2 separate regions of the Homo sapiens genome follow, and region 1 is linked to region 2. Evidence: read pairs that join two places in POLR2A ChIA-PET (ENCODE). Cell type or tissue: CD4-positive, alpha-beta T cell. All regions are shown on one strand.

Evidence for each region. Peaks named below come from ENCODE experiments on the same cell type or tissue, not always from the same donor. Only the 100,000 strongest peaks of a DNase experiment are listed, where the experiment ranks them.
Region 1: POLR2A ChIA-PET joins it to region 2 with 17 read pairs; 22 of 35 experiments call an interaction of 5 or more read pairs at or near these places.

What each region holds. Positions count from the first base shown.
Region 1 is chr11:62,705,562-62,713,561 of GRCh38, reverse strand. BSCL2 (BSCL2 lipid droplet biogenesis associated, seipin) reads left to right here and starts at 6,138. Exons shown (of 11, transcript NM_001122955.4): 1 at 6,138-6,453; 2 at 7,945-8,000. The coding sequence starts at 6,367. It overlaps GNG3 (G protein subunit gamma 3), which reads right to left and starts at 5,886. Exons shown (of 3, transcript NM_012202.5): 1 at 5,647-5,886; 2 at 5,168-5,267; 3 at 4,361-4,884. The coding sequence starts at 5,266. The coding sequence ends at 4,756. It overlaps HNRNPUL2 (heterogeneous nuclear ribonucleoprotein U like 2), which reads left to right. Exons shown (of 14, transcript NM_001079559.3): 14 at 1-932. It overlaps HNRNPUL2-BSCL2 (HNRNPUL2-BSCL2 readthrough (NMD candidate)), which reads left to right. Exons shown (of 24, transcript NR_037946.1): 14 at 6,238-6,453; 15 at 7,945-8,000. RefSeq lists enhancers at 3,465-4,104, 4,235-5,434, 6,754-7,427 and a silencer at 7,095-7,434. In CD4-positive, alpha-beta T cell, no CTCF peak of the experiment used is centred here; DNase peaks (open chromatin) are centred at 3,931, 4,491, 6,021, 7,261 and 2 weaker places; H3K4me3 peaks cover 3,276 bases; H3K27ac peaks cover 3,477 bases.
Region 2 is chr11:62,569,014-62,577,013 of GRCh38, reverse strand. It overlaps EEF1G (eukaryotic translation elongation factor 1 gamma), which reads left to right and starts at 3,123. Exons shown (of 10, transcript NM_001404.5): 1 at 3,123-3,183; 2 at 4,272-4,430; 3 at 5,113-5,176; 4 at 5,332-5,474; 5 at 5,906-6,049. The coding sequence starts at 3,172. TUT1 (terminal uridylyl transferase 1, U6 snRNA-specific) reads left to right here. Exons shown (of 9, transcript NM_022830.3): 7 at 1-107; 8 at 265-357; 9 at 770-1,962. The coding sequence ends at 1,920. RefSeq lists enhancers at 1,076-2,037, 2,195-2,254, 2,038-2,999, 2,955-3,154. In CD4-positive, alpha-beta T cell, no CTCF peak of the experiment used is centred here; DNase peaks (open chromatin) are centred at 1,608, 2,170, 3,003 and 3,823; H3K4me3 peaks cover 2,690 bases; H3K27ac peaks cover 1,859 bases.

The DNA.
Region 1 (8,000 bases), 140 kb before region 2:
GGCTGGAATGGGGCTGGTAGGAGATAAGTTTGCTTACTCATAGTCATGTCCTTTCTCTTGGCACCTGCTTCCCTGCGGTGTCCTCAAATGGATTTCTGTGTGGCAGTGGAGTGATTGCATGAATTTTTCTGTAACACATTAACTTTGTATTATTATTAAGGGAGTTTGAGAAAGCTTTGCTTATAATGTCAAGGCAAGGAGGTAAAAACTGGAGCCCAAAGAAATTCCCTTAGGGCAAGATTATGTTATAATAGAAAATTGAATTTCCTGAGGCAGTGGCTGCCACCCCTTTTCAGATGTTTAGTCCTGCAAATAGCATCTTTCTTGTAGTCTGTGACATGGATGGGGATGCTAGGGCCCTTAGGGGCAAGGGGACTAAACTAAATCAAGTTGAGTTTTTTTCCAGCAGGGGTTAGGGGAGGTACTCGCTGTTGATATTTGACACTAGAAAGTAATCTTTTTTACAAAACTGTTTTTCTAGGTGGGTGGAAAGTGAAACTGCCACATCCTTGTTGGTTTAGTCCAAGAGATCATTTGCAACAACAGTAGATGTCCGGGTTTTGTTTCTGTCTTTTTATTATGAAAAACTATGTTAAGGGGGAAAATGTGGATTATGGTAACCAGAGGAATCCCTAGCCTTGTTTTCCTTAGAAGACTTGTTTAGTGTTTTATCAGACGTCTGTTGTAGTTGTAGACAGGAAAGCTTGTGAGAAAAACACCACATGGAGCCTGTAAATGTTTTTGCACAACCTGTAAAGCATTCTTGGAAGTGGCCAGTAAAAAGGGGTTTTACCATTTAAAAAAAAAATGTAACTGTGTCATTGTTTACATCTGTAACTTTTTCCTCCCCTGTTCTCATTACACCATTCTGGCGAAAATGTAGGCAAAGTAGCTTCCAGTTTTAGAATAAATAACCATTTGGATTGAATTCACCCTATCTCCTGTGGCTGCACTGACTGGGGCGGAGGGTGTCACTGGGTTATTTATTCATTTTTTAATGCCTCTTTCTCAGGTCGCATGGGCTCCAACCAAGGAGGACTCTCCTCTTGCATGGTGGCTGCCGTTCCCTCCCTATTCTACCATGCCTTCACTTGGGAGCCAGCCATGCAGTCAGTTGACATGGGTGGGTAGTTATTAGTCTATTTAGTGCTTGCTTAGGCCAAGAGTCGAGCCATTGAAGTATAGGAAAATAAATTATAACTCACGACCTCTGTATTTGGCCTATGCAAAAACTAGTTGGATGCTTGAAGTTAAATGTACATTGTGGAGCCAAATAAGTATATTCATGAATAATTACTGCTAGGGGGAAAGCCCACTCATTCAACAGAAGTTTGATGGGGGTTATTTTCCAGTGAATCTGGAGAACGAGACGGTAAATTAAATTTACAACAGCGCCATTGCTTTTTTATTTTTTATTTTTATTTTTATTTTTTTTTTTTGACAGAGCCTCGCTCTGTTACCCAGGCTGGAGTGCAGTGGCACGCTCTCGGCTCACTGCAACTTCCGCCTCCTGGGTTCGAGCGATTTTTCTGCTTCAGCCTCCCGAGTAGCTGGGACTACACATGTGTGCCACCAGGCCCAGCTAATTTTTTTTTTTTTTTTTTCCTAGTAGAGACAGGGTTTCACCATATTGGCCAGGCTGGTCTTGAACTCCTGACCTCGTGATCTGCCTGCCTCAGCCTCCCAAAGTGCTGGGATTACAGGTGTGAGCCTCCGCTCCCAGCCACCATTGCATTATTAGCACTGAAATGATCCTAACGGCAGTTTCTAATAAATGGTCAGGGTCTTAAAGCTGAGATACCACAGGCTCATGACATCCAGTGTTCTGAAGGAGTAGTAGTATTGATGTAGATACTGCTCTAATTCCTACCCTCTGTATGTGACACGGATTCAGATACCCGGGTTTACAGTTTTGTACCCTGAAGGCCACCCTTAATTTTGGTAGCCATCTATTCTTTAGGACATTTAAGTTGCTGTTAGAGCTAATTAATCATTTTTTAAAGTGGTTAATCATAGCTCATGCCTGGTCTCTAGTTACTGCTTAAACCCCATTTTCCCACCTAGCGCTGTAGCCACGCAGTTATAATCTGATGGGTAGGAACATTGAGTGTGCAGAAAAATTGAAGAGAGGCGCTTTGTTTTGTTTCGTTTTGTTTTGAGACGGAGTTTCGCTCTTGTTGCCCAGGCTGGAGTGCAGTGGCACAATCTCGGCTCACCGCAACCTCTGCCTCCCGGGTTCAAGTGATTCTCCTACCTCAGCCTCCCAAGTAGCTGGGATTACAGGTACCCGCCACCACACCGGCTAATTTTTGTATTTTTAGTAGAGACAGTTTTCACCGGGTTGGCCAGGCTGGTCTCGAACTCCTGACCTCAGATGATCCGCCCGCCTCGGCCTCCCAAAGTGCTGGGATTACAGGCATGAGCCACCACGCCCGGCCGGCCAAAAAGAGGCTTTCTTAAAAATCAAGGTTACATTTATTAAACACTCTAATTTTTTTTTTTTTTATTTAACCATGTCTGAGCTGTTGTGGAAAATTTCACTTACTCCCCTGGAACTTGCCCAACACCGTGATACAGTGGGGGTGAGGGAGGCAAGGTGCTTGGTCCCTGCCATGCCACATTTGCCATTTAAGCATGTACAGTACAATCTATTCATTGGGTATTTGGGTGCCTGATATGTGCCATTATCAGGATACAGGGATTAAAACGGACCTGACCTGATTGATCCTTCCTGGAATTTTCACCGTGCCAAGAAGGAACTGAGGCTCCTCCGCAACAGAATGGGGGTAGGGTCCCACTCCAGGAGGGCAAACTTCTCCCGTTTCTTCATCTCTAGGATGAGGGAATTAATTAGAAGATCTCCAGGACTTCTTAGAGCTCAGAAGTTCCATCAACAGTAAAAAGTTGCTTGGGACACCTTAAGGTGACCCAAGTTCACTGGGTGTCCCTGGAATTCATGAAGATATCCTTAGGAGGCTAAGTTCAGTTGCTGGTGATAACAACCTTTCTTCCTTTGGTTTCCTTTATCCACTTTGCTGTCTTCTGTGCAAAGATACCTGGAAGCTGGAGGTAATGAGCTGTCCCTACTATTTCAAAGCAGCCTCCCTTCCCGAAGTATATCCAGGCACAAAACAGGAGCCAGCCTAGGCTTTTCCTGGGGAGGATGCGTCCCTGAGTTTAGGGGACCTCTAGCAGGAGCACACGTACTGGGATTGTTACGTTCTTTGTCTTGTCCCTGGTCCCATCTCGCCTCTGTGCACCCTTGGAAGGAAAAGATTCTAGGAGGCATTCTGGTGTTCGTAAACCTCCGCCATGTTTGAGTCCTGGAGATGACCATGACATGTTAAGCCTTAAGTTTGGTCCCTGCCCAGACAGCATGCTGGACTTTTGCAAGGCACATTAGGGGTGCGGCCACTGCTTTCTGGCTGCTGTGGCTGAATCGGCCTGAGGGGAAAATGAAAGCAAAAACAAGCCCCAGTTCTACTAGGAAACCCAAACTGAGCAACTTCAGGCTTATCCAGCTCCTGGGAAGACCAGGAAGCAACTGAGGAGCGGTGCACCGAGACGGACAGGGTCGGGGGTTAACCCCCTGCCGCTAATATTTCCGCTCCAAAGGGAGCCTCTCCTTTCTTGGCAAAATGTAGAAACCTAGATTCCCTCGCAAGATCCACGCGACCAGCGTCGGCCACGCTGTACTTCCTGGGGTCCCCTTGTTTAGTGATTCTTCGTTATGGCCGCCCGTGTGCCTTCGACTCAATCGGGAGGACACCGAAATCCAGATTTCGGGGTTGCAGGGCGCGGGCCCCGGCTTGGTTAGGGCAGGGGCAGCCATTTTGAGACCAGAAGAGGGCGGAAGGGACCATATTGAGAACGCCGGTTGCCTGGGGGCCGCCATTTTAAGAGAAGCCCTGTACGGTAAACTCCGTGACGTGGGGGCTGCCATGTTGGTACGGCCATCTTGGAATGGGAGTGGCTGTGGGCGCAGCCATCTTAGGTATAAAATCGGCTCCAGTCGCGGTAACTGAAGCCAAGCTCCGCCCCTACCCTCCTAAGAGTTCCTCTGCTGTACGACTGCACTCCCGCACCCTCCCCTAAATCCCCCCTCTTCGGCCTGTTTACCTTTTAACTTGGCTTCGTTGCACGTTTGTGTGTGTGTGTTTGCTCTTCGCAGCCTCTTGAGCGTCTTTTGTACTTAATTCTTACACTGTGGACGCTCTCTCGCGCCCGCCATCCCCCGACCCCTCTGATCTCCGATCCTTGACGATGTCTAGCCTGCATTGATTGGCCCTTTTCCCTGGGTATGGCAGATCTATTGCTTGATGATCCTCTCCCCCCAAGAATTCTAACACAGGAGCTGTCCTGAGGCTCTGGATGACTTTATTCTTCAAATGGCTTTACCCTCCCAGTAGCTCCAGGTGAGACTGAGAGCAAGAACCTGGCCCATCCCTCTCCATTGTCTGAGCAGGTCACCGAGGGAAGCGGGCAGGACGCGCTGGCAGAGTCTGACGGGGCCCTGCTGTGGGTGGAGCAAAGGGTGCCTCATATCTCTGGGGTGCTTGGGGTCGGCCACAAAGGTGGTAGGAAATGGGGTCGACAGATAGGTGAGGGTGGGCCTTGTGCTTCAGATAACCTCACATGGTCAGGCAAGGGTTAGGGATGGGATGCAAGGAGCCTAAGGGGCTCACAACAATTACTGACCTAAGGAAGGGCCCAGGAGAGGGAAAAGGGAGGAGTTGTGAGAAGGGACAGGGGAGCTCAGAGGAGAGCACAGAAGAACTTCTTCTCCCGGAAGGGGTTCTCCGAAGTGGGCACAGGGGTGATGAGGGGATCCTCACAGGCGTGGGCATCACAGTAAGTCATCAGGTCTGCTGCTGCCTTGGACACCTGGGACACAGCCAGGAAGGGTATTGTTAGCCAGGACCTCTGAAGGGGACTGCAGCCTCCCTCCCCAAATGGGTTCTCTTTTGCCATCTCCAGGGCTCCTTACGACTTGTCTTCTCCCTCATCCCCCCCAGAGGCCTGGGGACAGCTCTCTCTACAGAGCCCCAGACTCCTCCCCTGACCTCAGGGAGTGAAGGAAAGAACGCATCTCTTATCTTGAGCTTTGGGAACCTGCAGCACAGCACAGCCTGGCCAACTAATGGGAGCCAGCCAGGGTCCCACCTACCTTTATCCGACACAAGCTGGCTTCAATCTTAAGCTGTTCCACCATCTTGCGTGCTTGCCCAATACTCATAGTGCTGTTCACCGGGGTCTCACCTTTCATCCTGGAAAAAAGAGGGACCTCTCAGAGCACAGTCTCAGCTGGAGGCCCCCCTCCATGCTCACTCCACACCAACCTTTACAAGGCTGTGGTCATACCCCAATATTTTGTTCCCCTCCTATCCTCCTCCTCCTCCTCCAGTGGACTGTCTCATCCCTGTATTCCTCATGGAAAAAAATAGGGTGGGATGAGGTGCTCCCCAAACTCCCTCATGGCCTGGGCCACAGATCATTAAACCTTACACAAATGATTTAAGGCTTTTCAGCCCTTCAAACCATGTGTGTTCCCAGCTCTGAAGACCTCAACCAACCCTGATGAGGAGGGCACATCACCCCTGTCTGCTCCAGTGAGCCCCAACAGGAGAAAAACAGGCCATTACTTACCTGAAGCCACAAGCGGCAGTAGCAGCCCTGGGTGTAGGGTCAGTGGAGGGTACCAAAACCTTCTGCCTGAAATGGGTGCCCCACCCAGTAGGGAGTTGCAGCTGAAAGTATCTGATGCAGAAGCAGTGACTATACGAAAGGAGGCCCCTGGGGAGGGCCAGGCCAGAGGTCTGGTCTCAGTTTCTGCAGCTCAAGCACTGTCTGGATGGCTGGTACCTGAAGGATGAAGGATGCTAGAAGGAGCTGCTCAGATCCTGGAGCATACCAACTGCCTGGCCAGTGGGGGAGCCTAGCTGCCTGCATCCCTGCGCACACCCCCACTGTCGCTAGTTCACTGCCTGCCCCTCCCCCATTGCAGGCATCCTGACTCTGGGCTAGAGACCTCCCCAACAGAGCTGAGGCCAAGGCCGACTCCCCCTCTCAAATGGCGTGGTCTGGGCCTATGACGGCCCCTGCAGTGGAGTCTGTACTGGCTGCGGGGGACCCTGCTCATTTGAAAATCTGACATCAGCTGGGCAGTCGCCCCCCTCCTCCTTTCCTCCCTCTACTCTGACACAGCACTTAGCACCTGAATCTTCGTTTCTCTCCCAGGGACCCTCCATTTTCCATATCCAGGAAAATGTGATGCGCCACAGGTATCAGCGTCTGGATCGCCACTTCACGTTTTAGCCACAAGTGACTCAGTGGAAGATCCAGAGTCAACAGAGGCTCGTCAGGAAGATGTCTACAGAAAAGGTAGACCAAAAGGAGGAAGCTGGGGAAAAAGAGGTGTGCGGAGACCAGATCAAAGGACCGGACAAAGAGGAGGTAGGGGCCCTTGTGGGGACAGTCAGCAGAAATATACTGGAAATAGGTGGGCTGGCGTGAAGGGGGCGGGGGGATGGATTGGTTTTAAGAATTTCATTCATTTTGAATAGATTACTTCCCACGCCCGCAGCAGTGTGCAAAGATGTACACAACACTGGCCTTGCCTCTGAAGGACTTTATCTGGGGTGATTAGACGTCTACAAAATAGAAGACTGCCAAAAGCTAGTCTAGATAATGTGCTGTGGGGACTCTGAGGGAGAGTGTATCCAGTTAGGGTCAGAGGAGGTCCACAATGCTACCACGCTGGGAACAGGGCACTAATCTGCCTGCGCAACAACGCAAGAGGCCCAGGTTGCCGCAAACTGCAACATGCTCTAGGCGAATGCCCCCGCCTTAGATGCCTACAGGTCCTAGGAGCTGTGGGCGATAAAAATCAGCGCCAGCTGGATGACCGCCTCACTCGGCCGCTTCGCGGGTGAAATGGCCTGTGGTGAAGGTGTGCACGGAGGGCTGTGATTGCAGTCTCAAGGGAGAGCCGAGCGGAGGCTGCAGTCAGCGCATCCCCTGGGGCACATCTTGGGGCCTGCAGGGAGGCAGGCGTCTTTCCCCTTTGGTCACGGTAACCGGAGGGAAACCTGCCGCAGAGAGAGCCAGTGGCGAGCGCAAGGAGACAGCGACCTCGCAGCTCGGGAAGGCTCCGCCCCGTCCCGCCCCGCCCCGCCGTGCTGGACCCCGCCCTGGGCTGAAGCCCCGCCTCCCACGGCTACAAAAGCGGCCGGCGGAGAGGGGCGGGACTTCCCCGGGAGCCGGAAGTCCCGTCTCACGGTTGCCCTGGCAGCGCGCGAGGCTGGTGAGTCGGCAGCCCTGTGGCAGCCGGCGGGCTGGTTTCCATGGTTGCACGATTAGGTAGGGGCTCCGGGCGCTTTGCCCACCCCCGAGCTGGAGGGGACTGGCGGGAAGCGGCGGTTGGCTGCAGGGCGCTCCGCCGGGCGTGGGGTGTAGCCGTGTCGGTGAGCGAGCTCTGCTCGAGGCGGAGAGGAGAAACTCGGGAAGCAATTGTGGCTACTCTAAGGCTACTGGTTTCGAGTCAGGCCGTGCGACCTTAGGCAAGTCGCACATTCTCTCCGTGCAGCTGCCTAGCAGTGTGGATTCAGTATCACCGTGTGTGTAAAGCTCTTTCTAAGAATCGTAAGGTGCTTATTCTTTGTTATATAGCTGTGAATGAGAATCAAGGTGGTTTGTCCCAGCATCAAATGACTGGAGAAGGAATTCCACTGAGGAGATTTAGCACTGGGCGGGAGGGAACACAGTGGAGGAAAGGGAAGGGGTAATTGGCAGAGTGGCACAATCATTTGGAGAAAGGCCATATATATGAAACAATGACTTTGCTATCCTGCTATCTCTCGTTCCTCAAAGCCAGTCCAGTAAGCTGTTTTGTCCCCACCTCCCTGGGGAAAGGAGTCACTCTTTTCCCTCACCCTCTCTTTCCAGGAACCACCAGCTGCTGCATCCCATGGCCAGGGGTGGCGTCCAGGTGGCAGAGCAGC
Region 2 (8,000 bases):
TGGCCCCCTTCTCAGTAACTACGCCCTGACCTTGCTGGTGATCTATTTTCTTCAGACCAGGGACCCTCCTGTGTTGCCCACTGTGTCCCAGCTCACCCAGAAAGCAGGTACTCGGCCTAGCCTCCACCCTCTCCATCTTGTTAGTTTCCTCTCTCTTCTTCATCACACTTAGATACACCAAGCAGCTCTGTGAATGAGATCTCTCTACCCCCACCCTCAATCTCCTTGCTTCCAGACTGACTCTCACCTTATTTACTTTCACAGGAGAGGGGGAACAGGTGGAAGTCGATGGCTGGGACTGCAGTTTCCCCAGGGATGCCTCAAGACTGGAGCCCAGCATAAATGTGGAGCCCCTCAGTGAGTTTGGGGAGCCTGGTAGAGGACTAGTAATGATGTTCATCAACAGTAGGTAACATATATCACACTAACTGTGTGCCAGGCATGGTTCTCACAGAAAGCCTGTGAGATACCTAATATTATTACTGCCATTTTACAGATGAAGAAACCATGTTTGGGAGCAATTAAGTGACTTGCCCAAGGTTACACTGGCTAGCAAGGAGCAGCAGCATCTGGGCAAGGACATCATGTGGGGGCAGGGAGAGAGGTTTGACCTCTTGTTTATAGGGATCAGAGAAGCCTAGCTTCCTGGGACTCTGCTGAGCCCCTTGGAAGGGAAAAAGTCCTGCTAAGGAAATGGCTCTGGTGCAGGACCTGTATCAGTTCTGGCCTCTAAGTGACCCCCCTTTCCCCACTCTTCCTCCTCCTCCAGGTTCCCTGCTAGCCCAGTTCTTCTCCTGTGTATCTTGTTGGGATCTTCGTGGCTCCCTGCTGTCCCTGCGGGAGGGTCAGGCACTGCCTGTGGCAGGGGGCCTGCCTTCTAATCTCTGGGAGGGTCTGCGCCTTGGCCCCCTGAATCTCCAGGACCCTTTTGACCTGAGTCACAATGTCGCAGCCAATGTGACCAGCCGGGTGGCTGGGCGCCTACAGAACTGCTGCCGAGCAGCAGCCAATTACTGCCGAAGCCTCCAGTACCAGCGCCGTTCCTCCCGGGGTCGGGACTGGGGGCTGCTCCCTCTTCTGCAGCCCAGCTCCCCCAGCTCCCTGCTCTCTGCTACGCCGATCCCTTTACCCCTTGCACCCTTCACCCAGCTCACTGCTGCCCTGGTGCAGGTATTCAGGGAAGCACTGGGGTGCCATATAGAACAGGCAACCAAGAGAACGCGGTCAGAAGGAGGTGGAACTGGGGAGTCCTCTCAGGGAGGGACAAGCAAAAGACTCAAAGTAGATGGACAGAAAAACTGCTGTGAGGAGGGGAAAGAGGAGCAGCAGGGATGTGCAGGGGACGGTGGGGAAGACAGGGTAGAAGAGATGGTTATAGAGGTTGGAGAGATGGTGCAGGACTGGGCCATGCAGAGCCCTGGGCAGCCAGGGGACCTGCCCCTGACCACTGGAAAGCATGGAGCCCCTGGAGAAGAGGGGCAGCCCAGCCACGCAGCCCTGGCAGAGCGGGGGCCCAAGGGACATGAGGCAGCCCAAGAATGGTCTCAGGGTGAGGCAGGGAAGGGGGCATCCCTGCCCTCCTCAGCGAGCTGGCGCTGTGCCTTGTGGCACCGAGTGTGGCAAGGGCGGCGGCGAGCCCGTAGACGCTTGCAGCAGCAAACCAAGGAGGGAGCTGGAGGTGGCGCTGGCACAAGAGCAGGGTGGCTGGCGACTGAGGCTCAGGTCACCCAGGAGCTGAAAGGACTGAGTGGTGGCGAAGAGAGGCCAGAAACTGAGCCCCTGCTGAGCTTTGTGGCGTCTGTCTCCCCGGCTGACCGAATGCTCACTGTGACCCCGCTCCAGGATCCCCAAGGCCTGTTCCCTGATCTCCATCATTTCTTACAGGTTTTCCTCCCTCAAGCAATTCGACATCTCAAGTGAAGACATGGCCCCTGAAGGGCAATAAAGCTGCTAGTTTATTAATACAGTCTCCCGTTTCCTTTCATTTCCATCTGGTCATAATCCCCCTTCCCCTCCCCCAGAACTTCCTGCAGCTGCTCCCGTCTGACCCCGAACATGGGTCTCTCCCTGTTGCTCTCCACCCCACCAGCTTCTCCTTCCTACAGTTCGCACAGCTCGAGGGGAGTGCGGGGGCAGCACCGCGCGTGGCACCTGGCACCCGCGCAGAGTTCCTGAATGGCAGAGCGGTGGGTGGCTCCAGCAGTACTGAGAAGAGCCAGGTTTGCCTCCACATTCTTCCTGTCGCCTCAGATTTATGCGCACAAGGACGGAGATTTGCGTTCAGCGTTCTTCATTCTCTCCTTTAAACGAGGAGAGTTCATCCCGTTCTTAAACTGGGTAAGAGATTTCAAACCTGAACATGGGTCAAAAGCCATGAACATCAGAAGCGACGATGTCAGGTCTTCCAGCGTCAGCCCCTCCAGGGGCCGAGTCCGGAGGAGGTGGGAGGGACAGGGCGCGTTCTCCCTCATGTCCCTGCCCTGCTTCGGGCCGGAGGGCCGGTGCCCTGCTCGCAGTAACAGCACCCTGGAGCTGTCAGGGGTTGGATGTGAGCAAACCTCACTTTGGCAGGCGGGTTCAGACCGGGGCCCCTGTTAGACGCTCATCCCTTTCTGGAGGAAAAGCAGAGCAGGAACTAAAGGGATTTAGCACACACACTGCCACCTCCGCGCAGCAGCTGTTCCTCGCTCCCATGAGTTTCATAGAATCATGTGAGGGGCTTGGCAAAATCTACCATCAAGTCACTTGTCCCTGGGAGGGCCAGAGAGGGACGCCCCCAGTAGCACTGGCCGCGCCGGGCCAACAACCGCGCCACGTAGCCAAGAACTCGCGGCTTTTCCAGCGGGTTCTCACAACTTCCCCGCCCTCCACGCTGTCTACCTCCACGTCTAGACTCCGATTGGCCCGCTGCACCTGGGGGGCGGGCCAGTCAAGAGCTCCAATGCGCAGGCCCGAGCTTTTTCCGCGCTGGCCAGCAGGCCCCACCCACCCAGTTCTTTTTCCAATTCAGCGCCACTGGATACCGAACTGTCGTACGTATGTCTTCTGTTTCGTCCTCGCTTTCCGGCTGCTGTTTCTCCACGGCTCTCCTCTTTCCCCCTCCCTTCTCTCCCGGGCGGCTTACTTTGCGGCAGCGCCGAGAACCCCACCCCCTTTCTTTGCGGAATCACCATGGCGGCTGGGGTAAGTTTGCTGGCTCTGGTGGTTCGGGTCATCCTATCCACCGCCATCCTTTGCCCGAGTGGGGCCAGTCGGCGCCAGAGGAGTTCTGAGGTTGAGTGGGGAACTGATTCGGGGGTCTACAGACTGTACTGCTGGAGAGTAGGGTTCCTAGGGCCTGGAGGGGAACTGAGGCTGGGGCTCTCGGAGGCCAGAGGTGGAAGGGTCTGGGGAAGAGGAGAAAAGAGATGCCGGGTCTGGGCCGTCCGAAGCCTGAGAAAGGGGTTCGGCTCTGTTGCCGCTTTGAGGCGTGGTATCTGGGCAGGTTGACGAACTTCTGTGTCCGTTTTGTGGAGTAACACAGGGGACAGGTTGAAGAGGAGGGTCTTTGTAGGCAGGTCCGGCTGGCACGGTTAAAGGTCGTCTCTCAGGGAGGTTTGGGAGCGAGAGGATTCTCCGGACAGTGAAGTCAGACCAATTGGACTCCGCTGGCCGGCATAATAGAGAAGCCCAACGCCGGGGAACTCGCTGCGGGACAGGACCGGAGGGATGATATTCGCGACACGGAAAGAAAGGCTTTTTGAGAGAGAGGAGTTGATTTAAGAAGACGGCATGCCATCCCCTATCTCTGGCTAGTCTGAGGGGAACTAGAAATCTCTCGATCGTCGTGCGTGCCTTAGAGACAGGACGATGCTTTTGAAGCGGTGAGCAGCTGAGCAGTAGAGTAGGCAGGCGCTCGGAACCATCAATGAATGAAGCGAGGGCTCCGGGAAGGGAGGAGAGTATGTTTGTAGGCAGATGGAGTCTGATGGAGCTAGAAGTTCTGGATTTCTTGGAGATAGATTTGAGAGGAAGAGAATACTTCCAGAGGTGTCCTTAGGGAAGGTCAAATCTGTCAACAAGCTTTATTTAGCAGTTGGTGTGTAGTTCTGTTCTTGGTATTTCGGAGGATTCTGATTACATATGACAAGTACTAAAGGACTTGGTTCACCAGAGGAAGTAAAAGGGTGAGTTGAATACATTGGGATTATTCAGGAAAGTCATCCTGGAGAGTGGCATTAAGGACTGGGACCCTTCTACTCATTAATTTTGTCCCTCTCTTTCTCCCATAGACCCTGTACACGTATCCTGAAAACTGGAGGGCCTTCAAGGCTCTCATCGCTGCTCAGTACAGCGGGGCTCAGGTCCGCGTGCTCTCCGCACCACCCCACTTCCATTTTGGCCAAACCAACCGCACCCCTGAATTTCTCCGCAAATTTCCTGCCGGCAAGGTGAGTTGGGAGATGGGGAGCATCCTTCGGTTCTGAGAAACCAAGGCCCTGCGATTCTGTCACTCTGGTGGTGGCCCCCATCTCTAAAAGGGAGCTTCCCATGTTGTTTTATTCAATTTCGGTGATTTTATTTTGAGATAAATACAGATTTACATGTAGTTGTGAAAAAAAATACAGAGCTATTCTGTGACTTTATAAAATTCACGAGTTTACTTTGTGGGAAAGAGAATGAGTTTTGACTAAGCATTTTCAGTGCAAATATATCAGATATCTGTTATGAGCAGAATTCTTACCCCAAGGGGTTTATAGAGATAGGTGAAGAAACATGCTAAGAATGGAGGAGATGAAGTGCTGTGTGGGTCTGGGTCACACACTAATACTTTAACTGATACAGACATTGATACAGGAGTTGCTTTTGGCCTTCTGCTTGTTTGATCCAGAGATTTCATACAAATATCCTGTAATATTCAAATCTATTGGGCTTCCTAGTTAACATTGTGAATTCAGATTGCAAAGGAGGCCAAGTTCTTGAAGTATTTATTTATGGTTCTTGAGTATCAAGAGTTTGGATAGTGAGAATCATCAGCCTTATATAAGTATTTTCAAAGCAGTTTGGCTCCTGGTATTGGTTAGGAAGAAATTTTGTGTGTTTTACCTTATCTTTTCACTGCTTTGTCCCCAGGTCCCAGCATTTGAGGGTGATGATGGATTCTGTGTGTTTGAGAGCAACGCCATTGCCTACTATGGTAATTTGCAGGGGTATATGGGAATGGGAGAATTTGGAGGTGAGGGTGTAGGAGAGGATAAGTGTGAGCGGGGGTGGATATGAAGGAATTCTCCAGGACCTGGACTGGTGTTGGCATTCCCCCAGAGTTCTGACCTTCGTGTTCTGCCTCTGCAGTGAGCAATGAGGAGCTGCGGGGAAGTACTCCAGAGGCAGCAGCCCAGGTGGTGCAGTGGGTGAGCTTTGCTGATTCCGATATAGTGCCCCCAGCCAGTACCTGGGTGTTCCCCACCTTGGGCATCATGCACCACAACAAACAGGTGAGCCTTGGAACTTTGAGAGAAGCCAGGGGCAGGGGTGGCATCAGCTCCTGGGTGTTGGGAGTAAGAAATAAAATAGGTTGAAAAAAAGATGCCAAGGATATGTAGGCAATGAGAAGACGTAATCTCTAGGGTACGAGTTTGAAGCAGTGGGCAGTTGATGGAGGAAGTGTCTGTCATGAGTGATCAGAAGAGGGATTGCTGCTGTGAAGAGATTATACCAAATGGTAAGGGGGTGGCTGGACCAGAGGACCTCTGAAGTTCATTGTTTGTAATACATTTAGAATGACCCTAGGATCTGCCTCCATTGAAAGAGAGTGAGGGTGAGCTCAGACTTCTAGGTGAAAATAGCCCTCTTAGTTCTATTAATGGGGGAGGTGAGGGAAAGGGATTGGTACCCACTGATGAGTTTTATCATGTTGAATCACTAGGCCACTGAGAATGCAAAGGAGGAAGTGAGGCGAATTCTGGGGCTGCTGGATGCTTACTTGAAGACGAGGACTTTTCTGGTGGGCGAACGAGTGACATTGGCTGACATCACAGTTGTCTGCACCCTGTTGTGGCTCTATAAGCAGGTGAAGTTTATGGAAAATCCATTTGGCAGTGGGTAGATGGGGATTAGAAACAAAGTGACGAGGTATCTAGGTTACCCTGTATTCTGCTGAGGACTTGGAAAACAGCTAGAGGTGGGTGCAGTGGCTCATGCCTGTAATCCGAGCACACTGGGGGGCCGAGGTAGGCAGATCACCTGAGGTCAGGAGTTTGAGACCAGCCTGGCCAACATGGTAAAACCCTGTCTCTACTAAAAATACAAAAAATTAGCCAGGTGTGGTGGCGCACACCTATAGCCCCAGCTACTTGGGAGGCTGAGGCACAAGAATCACTTGAATCTGGGAGGTGGAGGTTGCAGTGAGCAGCGATCGCCCCACTGCACTCCAGCCTGGGTGAGAGTGAGACTTCGTGTCAAAACAAACAAAAAACAGCCAGGAATCCCAGGACTGAGTACCATCACTTGCTTTCCATTCTCTTAAGAAGCTGGGTAATGTCTTGCCTTTAGTTTCTGTTTGGCAGCTAAGATGTTTAGTTTGTTGCCATATTTCCTGGGAAGATTGGTTATTCTTAGTTGTGAAGACAGAGGTGATGATGGTAGCTTCAGCATTAAGATCTTTTTGGAGGCAGGCCAGGCACTGTGTCTAACACCTATAATCCCAGCACTTTGGGAGGCCTAGGCGGGTGGATCACTTGAGGTCAGGAGTTCGAGACCATCCTGGCCAGCATGGCGAAACCCTGTCTCTATTAAAAATACGAAAATTAGCCGGGCGTGGTGGTAGGAGCCTGTAATCCCAGCTACTTGGGAGGCTGAGGCAGGAGAATGGCTTGAACCCAGGAGGTGGAGGTAGCAGTGAGCCAAGATCCAGCTACTGTGCTCCAGCCTGGGGGACAAGAGCGAGACTCCATCTCAAAAAAAAAAAAAAAGCTCTTTAAGCTCTTTTGGAGACAGATACAGGTTCAAGCCTTGGCTTCATTGTTTACCAATGTAGGTAAGGGGTTATATGCGGGTGAATTCCTTTAGTCCTGTTTTTTACTCTTTGCAATCTATAAAATCAGGGTAGTAATAATCACTGTCAAGGTTATTGGGTCAAAAAAGAATGACAAGTCACTGGTTTCCAAATAAAAGCTCTTGGACTGATGCTGGTCCAGAATAGTAATGTGATCATAGCAAAAGAAAAAACACTTACTGCATGCCAGACCCTGTGCCAGGGGCCTCATGGGGATCATCTTAGTGAGTGAATCTACTAAGTGGTAGAGTAGAATTTGAACCCAAGTACTGTGGAACCAGCACTCTGACTGCTGTGTTCTGTTTCCATGACAAGATTTTTTTTCCTCTTCTGGTCTTTGCAAACTAAAAAATGACAACAGTTCTACCTGAAGCTTTGCAAACTGAAAACTGACAACAGTTCTACCTGAAGCTGTTTATTCTTATTTTTCTTTGACCATGCTTAATACACCAGACACTAAGTTTAATTTGAAGGACTGTCCATTATTTATTTATTTATGTATTTATTTTGACAGAGTCTTGCTCTGTCACCCAGGCTGGAGTGCAGTGGCACGATCTTGGCTCATTGCAACCTCCACCTCCCAGGTTCAAGCGATTCTCCTGCCTCAGCCTCCCAAGTAGCTGGGATTACAGGCATGCGCCACCAAACCCGTCTAATTTTGTATTTTTAGCAGAGATGGGGTTTTGCCATGTTGGTCAGACTGGTCTTGATCTCCTGAGGACCTCAGGTGATCCACCCGCCTCGGCCTCCCAAGTGCTGGGATTGCGGGGGTGAGCCACCACACCCAGCCAGGACTGTCCATTATTCTAAATGCGTTTGAATATTTTCTTTGAATGTTCTTTACTTTCTGAAGTTTGATGGATGGGTGGGTGTGGGGGGTGTGTGTGTGTGTGTGCGTGTGTGTATAGTATGGCCAATATAGATAGTAAATACCTATAGTGTTTAGATTTTATTTGGCAAAAAAGTC